Linked DNA regions of Homo sapiens: region 2 is linked to region 1. A link is an interaction called in ENCODE POLR2A ChIA-PET data of the cell type or tissue named here. Cell type or tissue: GM12878. All regions are shown on one strand. Each heading gives the region's core, and the rest is flanking DNA. Links, peaks and the distances in the headings are about the cores only.

What was found. Peaks named below come from ENCODE experiments on the same cell type or tissue, not always from the same donor. Only the 100,000 strongest peaks of a DNase experiment are listed, where the experiment ranks them.
Region 2: POLR2A ChIA-PET joins it to region 1 with 7 read pairs; 2 of 35 experiments call an interaction of 5 or more read pairs at or near these places.

The regions. Positions count from the first base shown.
Region 1 is chr17:29,192,601-29,197,983 of GRCh38, forward strand. It overlaps the pseudogene LOC100421028. Among named protein-coding and RNA genes, the nearest start is that of MYO18A, 15 kb to the left of the region's middle. In GM12878, for the core only: no CTCF peak of the experiment used is centred there; a DNase peak (open chromatin) is centred at 3,011; H3K4me3 peaks cover 465 bases; H3K27ac peaks cover 268 bases.
Region 2 is chr17:29,350,654-29,356,036 of GRCh38, forward strand. No RefSeq gene overlaps it. Among named protein-coding and RNA genes, the nearest start is that of TAOK1, 37 kb to the right of the region's middle. In GM12878, for the core only: no CTCF peak of the experiment used is centred there; no DNase peak of the experiment used is centred there.

The DNA of each region.
Region 1 (5,383 bases), core at 173-5,172:
CTCTTTACATGCAGCAGCCATGGGAAATGCCTTGCTCTCCCCAGAACGTAGCACCATGCCTTTGTATGTGCTGCCCCCTCCATTTGAAACATCCTTCCCCATCTCCCAAGTTGAGGGAGTCCACTAGTTCTTCAAGGTCTATTCTAAATGTTAGCTTCTCTGTGGAGCTGCCCCACAACCCCTTCAGGAGGAGTTGGTCGTCCCTCACCGACTCCAGCACTTTCTGTCTCTTTTACCACATTTATCATTCTATGAATGTATATGGTATTTATTTGTCATCATGTCTTTTGACTGTGATGCTTCAAAACCAGTCTTATTTATACTTCTTCCTCCCCCTAGTCCCAAGCACATTGCTGGGATTATGATAGGGTAATAATAGCTACTGCTAAACACCATATGTGTGTTCTCATTTAATACTCTCAGCAAAGCCCATGGAGGTAGGCACTGTTATCCCCATTATACAGATGAGGAAATGAGGCGTGGACAGTAGAAGTAACTTGCCCAGGTCACACAGCTAGTAATTGCATAGCCAAGACTAGCACTCAGATCTCTGACCCTGAAGCCTAAAGTTTGATTACCATATTATACTGACCAGTAGTTATTTGCTTAATTAATAGATGTATTAAGACAATAAATGTATTAATTATTTCCATGGCACAAGATGTCAAAATTACATGGAAAGTGGCTTTCCCTTCGGTCAAGAGCCCTGATTATAGTCACGGAGAAGAGCTGGCTAAATTCCCTGAGAACAGATGGGGCCCAGGAGAAGGTCACTGACTAGCTGATTATGAGCATGGGAAAAAGGACCTGAGCTATATTTCCACCATGTACCAAACCAGAGCAAGGTGGACCACTCCCATTTTAATCCTTCCAACAACTCTGCAAACTCCATGTTGTTATTTTCCTATTTAAATGAGGAACTGAGGCTTTAAAAGGTCAGAGATTGGCCAAGACCACACAGCTATTATAGATAATGTCAGAAGCAGGATTAAAACTCAAGTCTCAATGGCTCTAAAACCACAAGTAATTTCCACAAATCCAGTTTGTTCCAAAGAAAGAGTAACCAGCAGGGTCTCCTGATTTCCCACATAGCATCCAGCAAATCCTGTCACCTGTCTCCAGCTCAGAGTTCCCACTTATAGAGGGGGGCTATAATCCTCCCAGCAGAGACAGAATGAACAAAACCAGGTTATGTCTCCATTATTCTTTCCTTGGAAAATGGCTCTACATAGAAATCTATCTGGGCTGGGTGCGGTAGCTCACACCTATAATCCCAGCACTTTAGGAGGCCAAGGCAGGAGGATCACTTGATCTCAGGAGTTCAAGATGAGCCTGGGCACATGGGGAGACCCCATCTCTACAAAAAATTAAAAAATTAAACAATAGCTGGGTGCAGTAGCTCACGTCTGTAATCCCAGCACTTTGGGAGGCCGAGACGGGCAGATCACTTGAGGTCAGGAGTTCAAGACCAGCCTGGCCAACATGGAGAAACCCTGTCTCTACTAGAAATACAAAATTAGCTGGCTTGGTGGCGCATGCCTGTAATTCCAGCTACTTGGGAGGCTGAGGCAGGAGAATCGATTGAACCCAGGAGGCGGAGGTTGCGGTGAGCTGAGATCGCACCATTGCACTCCAGCCTAGGCAACAAGAGCGAAACTCCATCCCAAGAAAAGGAACAAAGGAAGGAAGAAAGGAAGGAAGGAAGGAAGGGAGGGAGGGAAAGAGGGAGGGAGGTAAAGAAAGAAAGAAAGAATTACTCAAACTCAGTTTGAACACTCAGTACCACCCTGCATTATCCTCCCCCTTCCCAGGGGCAACCACTATTCTGAATTGGATGTTTGTTATTTCCATGCACTTCCATACGCTTTTATTACATAGCATATATCCTCAAACAATATAAAATATTATTTTACCTAGTTTGTAAAAATAATACCACACTGTCATTACTCTTCTGAAACTTGCTCTTTTTGCTCATCATTGAAAGATTCCTATTATTTTTAAAAAAAGAATAACAAAATAAAGAAGAAAGATTCCTATTAATATGATTAGCTCTAATTTATTCATTTCACTGTTGTATAATATTCCATGATGTGAATATAACACAGTCTGTCTATTCTGTTGATAAATATTCATGGTTGTTTCTGGTTTTTGCTATTTGCAAAATAATGCTGCTATGAACATTGTGAGACATATCTTCAGGTGCTCACTGTGCAAGATATTTTCTGGTGCATATATTTAGGAATAGAATTGCTGGGTCACAGGAGGTTGACATCTCCAATTATCCTAGATATTGTCCCCCTCACTTTTTTTTTTTTTTTTGAGATGGAGTCTTGCTGTGTCTCCCAAGCTGGAGTTCAGAGGTGTGATCTCGGCTCACTGCAACCTCCGCCTCCTGGATTCAAGTGATTCTCCTGCCTCAGCCTCCTGAGTAGCAGAGACTACAGGCGTGCACCACCATGCCTGGCTAATTTTTTTATTTTTAGTAGAGACGGGGTTTCACCATGTTAGCCAGCTTGGTCTCGAACTCCCAACTTCAGGCAACTGCCCGCCTTGGCCTCCCAAAATGCTGGGATTACAGGCGTGAGCCACTGCGCCTGCCGCCCCCGCCACACACACTTTTTAGGACCTAGACATCAATAATCTGAGGCTGAAAAGCAGCTTCAATTGCAGCAAGCAGGACTGAAATTAGACCCTGCAAGGAACTTTTTTAGTTGTTAAAGGATTGTTAGAAATCGGCCCAAGTTGTGGAAGACACTGGAGGAATGTCTGTCACTCTGCTTTTCTGACATGCCTCAAGTACAGCTCAGTCTGGACTCAGTTCTAATTGTAGCCTAAAGATTTCAAAATTAATTAAATCGGCATATATGAGTTGAGCTCCTATTCCACGCAAAGTGCTAAGCTGGGAGCAGAAGCTTGTGTCCTCTTCCTGCAAAGCACATCGTCACCACCCCTCCTTGCAACTGAGATGAAAGACCAATGAGAGACATGTGCAAAGTTACACAGCAGGATGGGATTTAAATAACTGCTGAAGACCACAGTAAAGGGGAAGTCACAAAATACTGCGTGACTAATTGTTAAGTGAAATTGCCTTGGAGGCACAGAGGAAAAAAATCAGAGCAGTGGTCAAGGAACGTTGCACAGAAAAAAGGTAGTATCTGAGCAATAATAGTAGAATGTAGGTGATAATCATGGCATCTACTACTCATTGATGAACATTGTGTGCCTTGCACTTTACTCAGAGTATCTTGTTTAATCCTCACAATGACCCTGTGAAGAAAGTATGATTAGTCTCTTCTGACACAGCAGGAAACTGATCACCAGAAGACCAAGTAGCTTACGCAAGCTCACACAACCACCGAGTGGCGGGGCAGGATTCGAACTTAGTCCTGAAGCCTCCCACGTCAGAGGTCCCCGGGAGGGAACACAAGCAAAGGGTGGGAGGTAGGGGAGGGAGCCCCAGGCACAGCTCCTGGTGTGGCTAGAATGGAGGGCTTCTTTGGAAAAAGTAGGTGATCCGGCTAGAAAAGGAGGTCCAGGCTGGCTCATGGAAGATGCTGGTTTCCAGGCATAGGAACTTTAAGTGATTAATTCAAGGAGATTCCACAGCGAGGCAGGTGTATGTTGGAATAGAGGAAAGGGCAGTGCAGGCAGAGAGGTGCCTGGCAGGTTCAGCAACAGCAGTGCAGGGGGCCGAAAATACAAACTTGAACAAGGAAGATGACTTGGGGACCCAACAGAGGGGACAGGTGTAGGAGAGACTTACAAGGAAGAATGTGTGGGGACTTGGCTTCCAACAGCCGTAAGAGCAACTGAGGGAGGAATTGACAATAGATTCCACAATTGTGGGTGGCCCAGGAAGCTAGGCAAGCAAAAGCAACGCTGTAGGCAGCTGAGGTTAATACAAATGGCTAACGTTTGTTACCAGCTACTATCTATAAGCACTTTACATGTATAAACTCATTTCACCCTCACAGCATTCCTATGAAGTAGGAGTGAGGATCTATTATGATTTCCGTTTTTCAGTTAGAGAAACTGGGGTACAGAGAAGTTAAGCAATTTGTCTGAGGTTACACCACTGGTAAATGGCAGAGCTGGGATTTGAACCTGGGTTCCAGAGGCCTCACTCTTCATCACTTCACTAAACTGTGTCTGTTGAGGTAACATCTTCAGAAAGAAGCAGGGTTTTCCACTCCCACTCCACATTCCCCACCCTCAAAGACCAAGCAGGATGGCAGGATTTTTTTGCTGAGTGGCATTGCTGGGGGGGAGTGTCAGGTCTCTGCTGCTACCCTAAGCCAGCTGCTTGTCACCACCGGGCAGTGAGCATGGGGCGTGCGGTGCTGGGGCCTGCACTGCTGGGGCACTCACCAGCAGGAGGGCACCTGGAGCACGGTCCTTCCTCATCACAGTGGAGCAGAAGTAGCACTAGCTGGTGCAGGCCACAGAGCGTGCCTGGCAAGGGAAGACCCAGCCCAGGTAGCACAACTCCATCGGGTTCAGGAGGAAGCAGCCCAACCCCACCTGCACATGAAGTTCAGGAAGATTTTCTTCCTCATGGCTCTGGACACAAAGCAGTCAGGACTGGAGGGACAGGGGAGGAGTGGCAGTGAAGCAACCATGGCATATCACACCCAGAGAGTAGACCCCACCAGGAAGGCCAGCTCCATGCAGGCCCGCAGCACCACGTGGGCAGTGCAGACAGCCAGGACCCTGTATGACTGCAGGCTGGGGTACCAGGTGGCAGCCCCAAGGCATTTGGGGAAAAACCTCCTCTCCTACTAAGAGCTGCCCCTCTAGAAAGAAAGAAGCCCCAAGGGGCCCCAGCCTGGGTCCAGGGAGAGCCCCTCCAGCTGCCAGCTCTTGCACGGTTTCCAGCAGGTACCCCCTCTCCACATCCACTGTCTCCCATTCACCATCTAGTGCAGCACACAGACAACAAAGAAGATGGAGGGTACGGCCACCAGCACAATCTGGAAAGCCCCAGCGGAAGTGGGAGAAGTGGTCATTGGTGCAGCCAGGCCGCAGGGTATTGCAGATGAACTTGCAGTGCTCATCCCACAGACAGCACTTCCCAGCAGGGCGACAAGCAGGATGTGTAAGACCAGGACAGTGAGCCATACCTTGCCAACCACGGTGGAATCGTTCTGCACTCGGGTCAGGAGCCAGCCCAGGAATGACCAGTCGCTCATCTTGTGATTTCTGTGGACACAGAAATCACAAGAAATTGAAGTGAGGGGACAGGAAGGGAAGGGGACGAAAACATAATGCCCCCACAGCCAGATATTTGCAAAGCTATTTCTGGCCCACAGCAAGAGCTCCAGCTCCATCTGTGCCTGACGCCCAGGCATGCCACTCGCTGCCTGACAAGGATGGGAAGAACAAG
Region 2 (5,383 bases), core at 199-5,198, 160 kb after region 1:
CAAACTCCTGATCTCAAATGATCCACCCTCCTCGGCCTCCCAAAGTGCTGGGATTACAGGCATAAGCCACTGCGCTCAGCCTGTTTTTTTGTTCTTTGGTTTGTTTTTTGAGACAAGGTCTCAATCCATCAGTGGTGTGAGCCACCATGCCCGCCTATTTATTTATTTATTTGTTTTGAGACGCAGTCTTGCTCTGTCACCCAGGCTGGAGTGCAGTGGCATAATCTCGGCTCACTGTAACCTCTGCCTTCTGGGTTCAAGCGATTCTCCTGCCTCAGCCTCCCAAGTAGCTCGGATTACAGGCGAATGCGCCACCACACCAGGCTAATTTCTGTACTTTTAGTAGAGACAAGGTTTCACTATGTTGGCCAGGCTGATCTCAAACTCCTGACCTCAAGTGATCTGCCCATCTCAGCCTCCCAAAGTGCTGGGATTACAGGTGTGATCCACTGTGCCTGGCCTTCTCTATTAATCTTGATTTTCTTCCAAGCCTGGTCTTCCGTTAGCTTTCCCATTCTTAGTAAATGACACTACTTCCACTTAGTTACTAAAAGCCACAGTCATCCTTGATTCTTTTCTTTTCCTCAATCTCCATTCCCTAATAAATCCATCAGCAAAGATAAAGTATATACCATGTTCCTTGGTATCTGTGGGGGACTAATTCCAGGTACCCCTTGGAAACCAAAATCCATGGATGCTCAAGTCCTCCATACAAAATGGCATAGTATTTGCATATCGCCTACACATATCCTCCCATATACTTTAAATTATCTCTAGAGTACATATAATACAATGTAAATAATTGTTATTTATAAGCACTGTTTACAGAGTAATGACAAGAAAAAAAATGTCTGTACGTGTTCAGTACAGATGCAATCATCCATTAAAAAAAAATTTCCATTCACAGTTAGTTGAATCCAGGGATGCAGAACCCACAGATATGGAGGGCCAACTGTATATGTCATTTGTTTATTCCCTCTTCTGGCCATTAATCCATGCTACCATGAACTCTTGCTTACTTCAGTGGCTTCATAACTTGTCTTCTTCTACTTTTGCCTCCCTACTGTCCATCTCCACACACCAGCCACCTTTTTTTTTTTTTTTTTTTTTTTCAGAGACAGGGTCCTCCTCTTTTGTCCAGGCTGAAATACAATGGCAAAATCATAGCTCACTGCAGCCTCAAACTCCTAAGCTTAAGTGATCCTCCCACCTTAGCCTCCAGAGTAGCTGGGATTACAGGGGCACACCACTATGCCTGGCTAATTTTAAAATTTTTAATTCTTATTTTAATTTTTATTTATTTATTTGTTTATTTATTTATTTATTTTTGAGACAGGGTCTGGCTCTGTCACCCAGGCTAGAGTACAGTGGCATTATCTCGGCTCACTGCAACCTCCGCCTCCCGGATTCAAGCAATCCTCCCACCTCAGCCTCCTAAGTAACTGGGACTACAGGCGCATACCACCACACCTGGCTAATTTTTGTATTTTTTTGTAAAGAAGGAGTTTCACCATGTTGGCCAGGCTGGTCTCTAACTCCTAAGCTCAAGAAATCTGCCCACCTCAGACTCCCAAAGTGCTGGAATTACAGGCATGAACCACCACACCTGGCCTAATTTTTAAATTTTTTGTACAGATGAGATCTCACTATGTTGCTGATCATAGGTGTGAGCACCAGTCTAGACTGGCCAGTCAGCGTTTTTGTTTGTTTGTTTGTTTTAAGACAGACTCTCACTCATTGCCCGGACTGAAGTGCAATGGTAAAATCATAGCTCATTACAGCCTCAAATTCCTAAGATAAAGTGATCTTCCTACCTTAGCCTCCCAAGTAGCTGAGACTACAAGTGCATGCTACCACACCTGGCTAATTTTTTTTTGTAGAGACAGGGTTTCTTCATGTTACCCAGGCTGTCCTTGAACTCCTGCGTTCAAGTGATCTGCTTACCTTGGCCTCCCAAAGTCCTGGGATTACAAGCATAAGCCACCACATCTGGCCCAGCCAGCCACCTTTTATTAAGCATGTACTTTGTGCTTTGCAGAACAATAAGTAATTTACATGTATCATCTAATTTAATCATCACACCTGTCTAAGAAATAGTTATTACTATTTAACACCCTTGCTTAAAAACCTATTTTCACTATTATAAAGATAACGCGTCTTCACAAATATATTTTTCCCTCTCCTGTTAAATTACTTTTCTTAGGATAAATTTTAGGAAGCAGAATTACTAGGTTAAAGAATATAAAGATTTTAAAGCCACCAATAACTCTTTTTCTATTCTTACTTGGAGGACTTGTCAGTTCTCTTTCTTTATATTTAATTTTTTACGGTGGTGGGGGGTGGTCCTCCATTTTCTGATGTCCTGTCCATGAGTAGATACATGTTCCTGGAAAATAGTCTAGAATAGTAGTTCTCAAGTTCAACTGCACATTACAATTACCTAGGGAGCTGTTAAAAATATCAATGCCAAGGACTCTAGATATTCTGACTTAATTAGTCTAGGGGAGCATGAGCATGGACTTTTTTTTTTTTTTTTTTTTTGAGGCAGAGTCTCACTCTGTCGCCCAGGCTGGAGTGCAATGGTGCCATCTTGGTTCACTGCAACCTCTGTCTTAAAAATGTCCATGCTTGGCCAGGTGCGGTGGCTCACACTTGTAATCTCAGCACTTTGGGAGGCCGATGCAGGCAGATCACTTGAAGTTAGGAGTTTGAGACCAGCTTGGCCAACACGGTGAAACCCCGTTCCACTAAAAGTACAAAAATTAGCTGGTCGTGGTGGCGGCTGCCTGTAATCCCAGCTACTTGGGAGGCTGAGGCAGGAGAATTGCTTGAACCCACGAGGTGGAGGTTGCAGTGAGCTGAGATTGCGCCATTGCACTCCAGCCTGGGCGACAAGAGCAAAACTCTGTCAAAAAAAAAAAAAAAGAATATCCTTGATGAAATAGAAAAAAAATATTGGTTTTATTAGATCCCTCAGAACATGTTTTTAATTATTTGGTATGACAAGCTATGTATGCATGAAGCACTTCTGTTGCATATCAAAGAATGATTGGTGGTTGTCTTGAGGAAAACCGTTTCTCTAATTCATTGAGCTATGAGCTGACCTTTTTCATTGACCACTATTTTTACCTGAAAAAACGACTAACAGACAAACTATGGCTATCAAAACTTGGGTATTTGGCTGAAATTTCCCCATAATGAAGAAAGTGAGCTTGCATGTCAAGAAAAATAACTGATAAACTGATATTGTTTCTTGCCAATGACAAAATTTGAGTTTTCAAACAAAAATTAGAATTTTGGAAAACTTATATCTACTACCATGAGCTTGACAGTGTCCCAATACTTAAAGATTTTCCTGATGATAATAAATGTGTTTTTTTTTGGGGGGGGGGACATCATATAATGAAATGTGTCAACATTTGGAAGATATGCATATCTCAAGGAATTAATATTTTTCAAATGACTAGGGCATATATTAAATCATGCATGGGTAAAAGATCCATTCAAAGAGAAAGACAGACCAGTGGATTTTATTTTATTTTATTTTATTTATTTATTTTTTTGAGATGGACTTTCGCTCTTGTTGTCCAGGCTGGAGTGCAATGGCAAGGTCTCAGCTCACTGCAACCTCTGCCTCCTGGGTTCAAGCAATTCTCCTGCCTCAGCCTCCCGAGTAGTTGGGATTACAGGTGCTCACCACCATGCCTGGCTAATTTTTGTATTTTTTTCAGTAGAGACAGGGGTTTTACCACGTTGCCCAGGCTGGTCTCGAACTTTTGACCTCAAGTGATCTGCCCACCTTGGCCTCCCAAAGTGCTAGCACTATAGGTGTGAGCCACTGCACCCAGTCCTAATGGATTTTAATGAAACAGAGGACAAAAAGTTCATTTAATAATGTTTCAGATTCTACATTGCAAATAACTTTTTTTTTTTTTTCTTTAAAGACATCAGATCTCACTGTGTTGCCTAGGCTGGACTCAAACTCCTGGGCTGAATTAATCCTCCCACCTCAGCCTCCTGAGTAGCTGGTACTATAAACCCGCACCACTGTGCCTGGCTGCAACCAACCTTTAAGAAATTACCATTTGTTGGCCGGGTGTGGTGGCTCATGCCTGTAATCCCAGAACTTCAGGAGGCTGAGGCAGGTGGATCACAAGGTCAGGAGTTCAAGACAAGCCTGGCCAACATGGTGAAACCCCGTCTCTACTAAAAATACAAAAAAATTAGCCGGGCGTGATGGGGCACACCTGTAATCCCAGCTACACGGGAGGCTAAGAGAGGAGAATCACTTGAACCTGGGAGGTGGAGGTTGCAGTAAGCCGAGATTGTGCCACTGCACTCCAGCCTGGGACAGGGTGAAACTCCGTCTCAAAAATGAAAAGAAATTACAGCTTGTTGCATTTCCATGTACTATCAAAGAATAACCACAATGGTCAGAAAAAAACTATCTAAAAACTTCTTCCAGCTACATATCTGTGTGAAGCCAGATTTTCTTCATATCCTTCAACTAAAACAACATATTGCAACAGACTGAATGCAGATGCATACATGAGAATCTATTAGCTAAAGCTGACGTTAAAGAAATTTGTAAAAATGTAAAACATTGACACCCTTCTCATTATATTTTTTGTTTTGGAAAATATAACTGTTTTTCATAAAAATATTTATGTTAATGTACAATAAGTTTGCTGTTATTTAGTTTTAAATTCTAGTACAGTAATTGATAATACACATATTCCACATAAACGAAAGCTCATTAGTTTTTAAGACTTCTTGGTTTGAGAACTACTACTCAAAATTTTTTGTTTGTTTTGAGAGAGGGTCTCTGTTGCTCAGACTGGAGTGCAATGGCACAATCATAGCTCCTGACTATAAACTGAACCTCCTGGGCAATCCTCCCATCTCAGCCTCCTGAGTGGCTGGGACTACAACACCTAGCTATTTTTTTTTTTTTAATTATTTTTAGTAGAGATAAGGTCTCGCTATGTTGTCCGGGCTAGTCTCGAACTCCTGAGCTCAAGTGATCCTTCTGCCTCAGCCTCCCAAAGTGCTAGGATTACAGGTATGAGCCACTGGGTCCCGCCTAGAAGTTTTACTAAATTTTAGAGGCCTAAAATCTGAAATAGTTAAGAACCACAGACCTTTGAAAAGGAATAGACGAACTGATTGCATATTCTCAGTTAAAAGCTTTTGAAAAGTATGAAATGGCAATGAGTTCTAGATTCTATTCCTGATAAGAACTTGCCAACAGCTCTGATATGCCAATTAACTGCTGACCCTTAATATTAATGGGTTTTAAACAACGCTTAGATGTTCAAATCCCAATTCCTTAATATGATATACAAAGCATCCTGTATAAACTGTGCTTTCCAAGAATTAACTG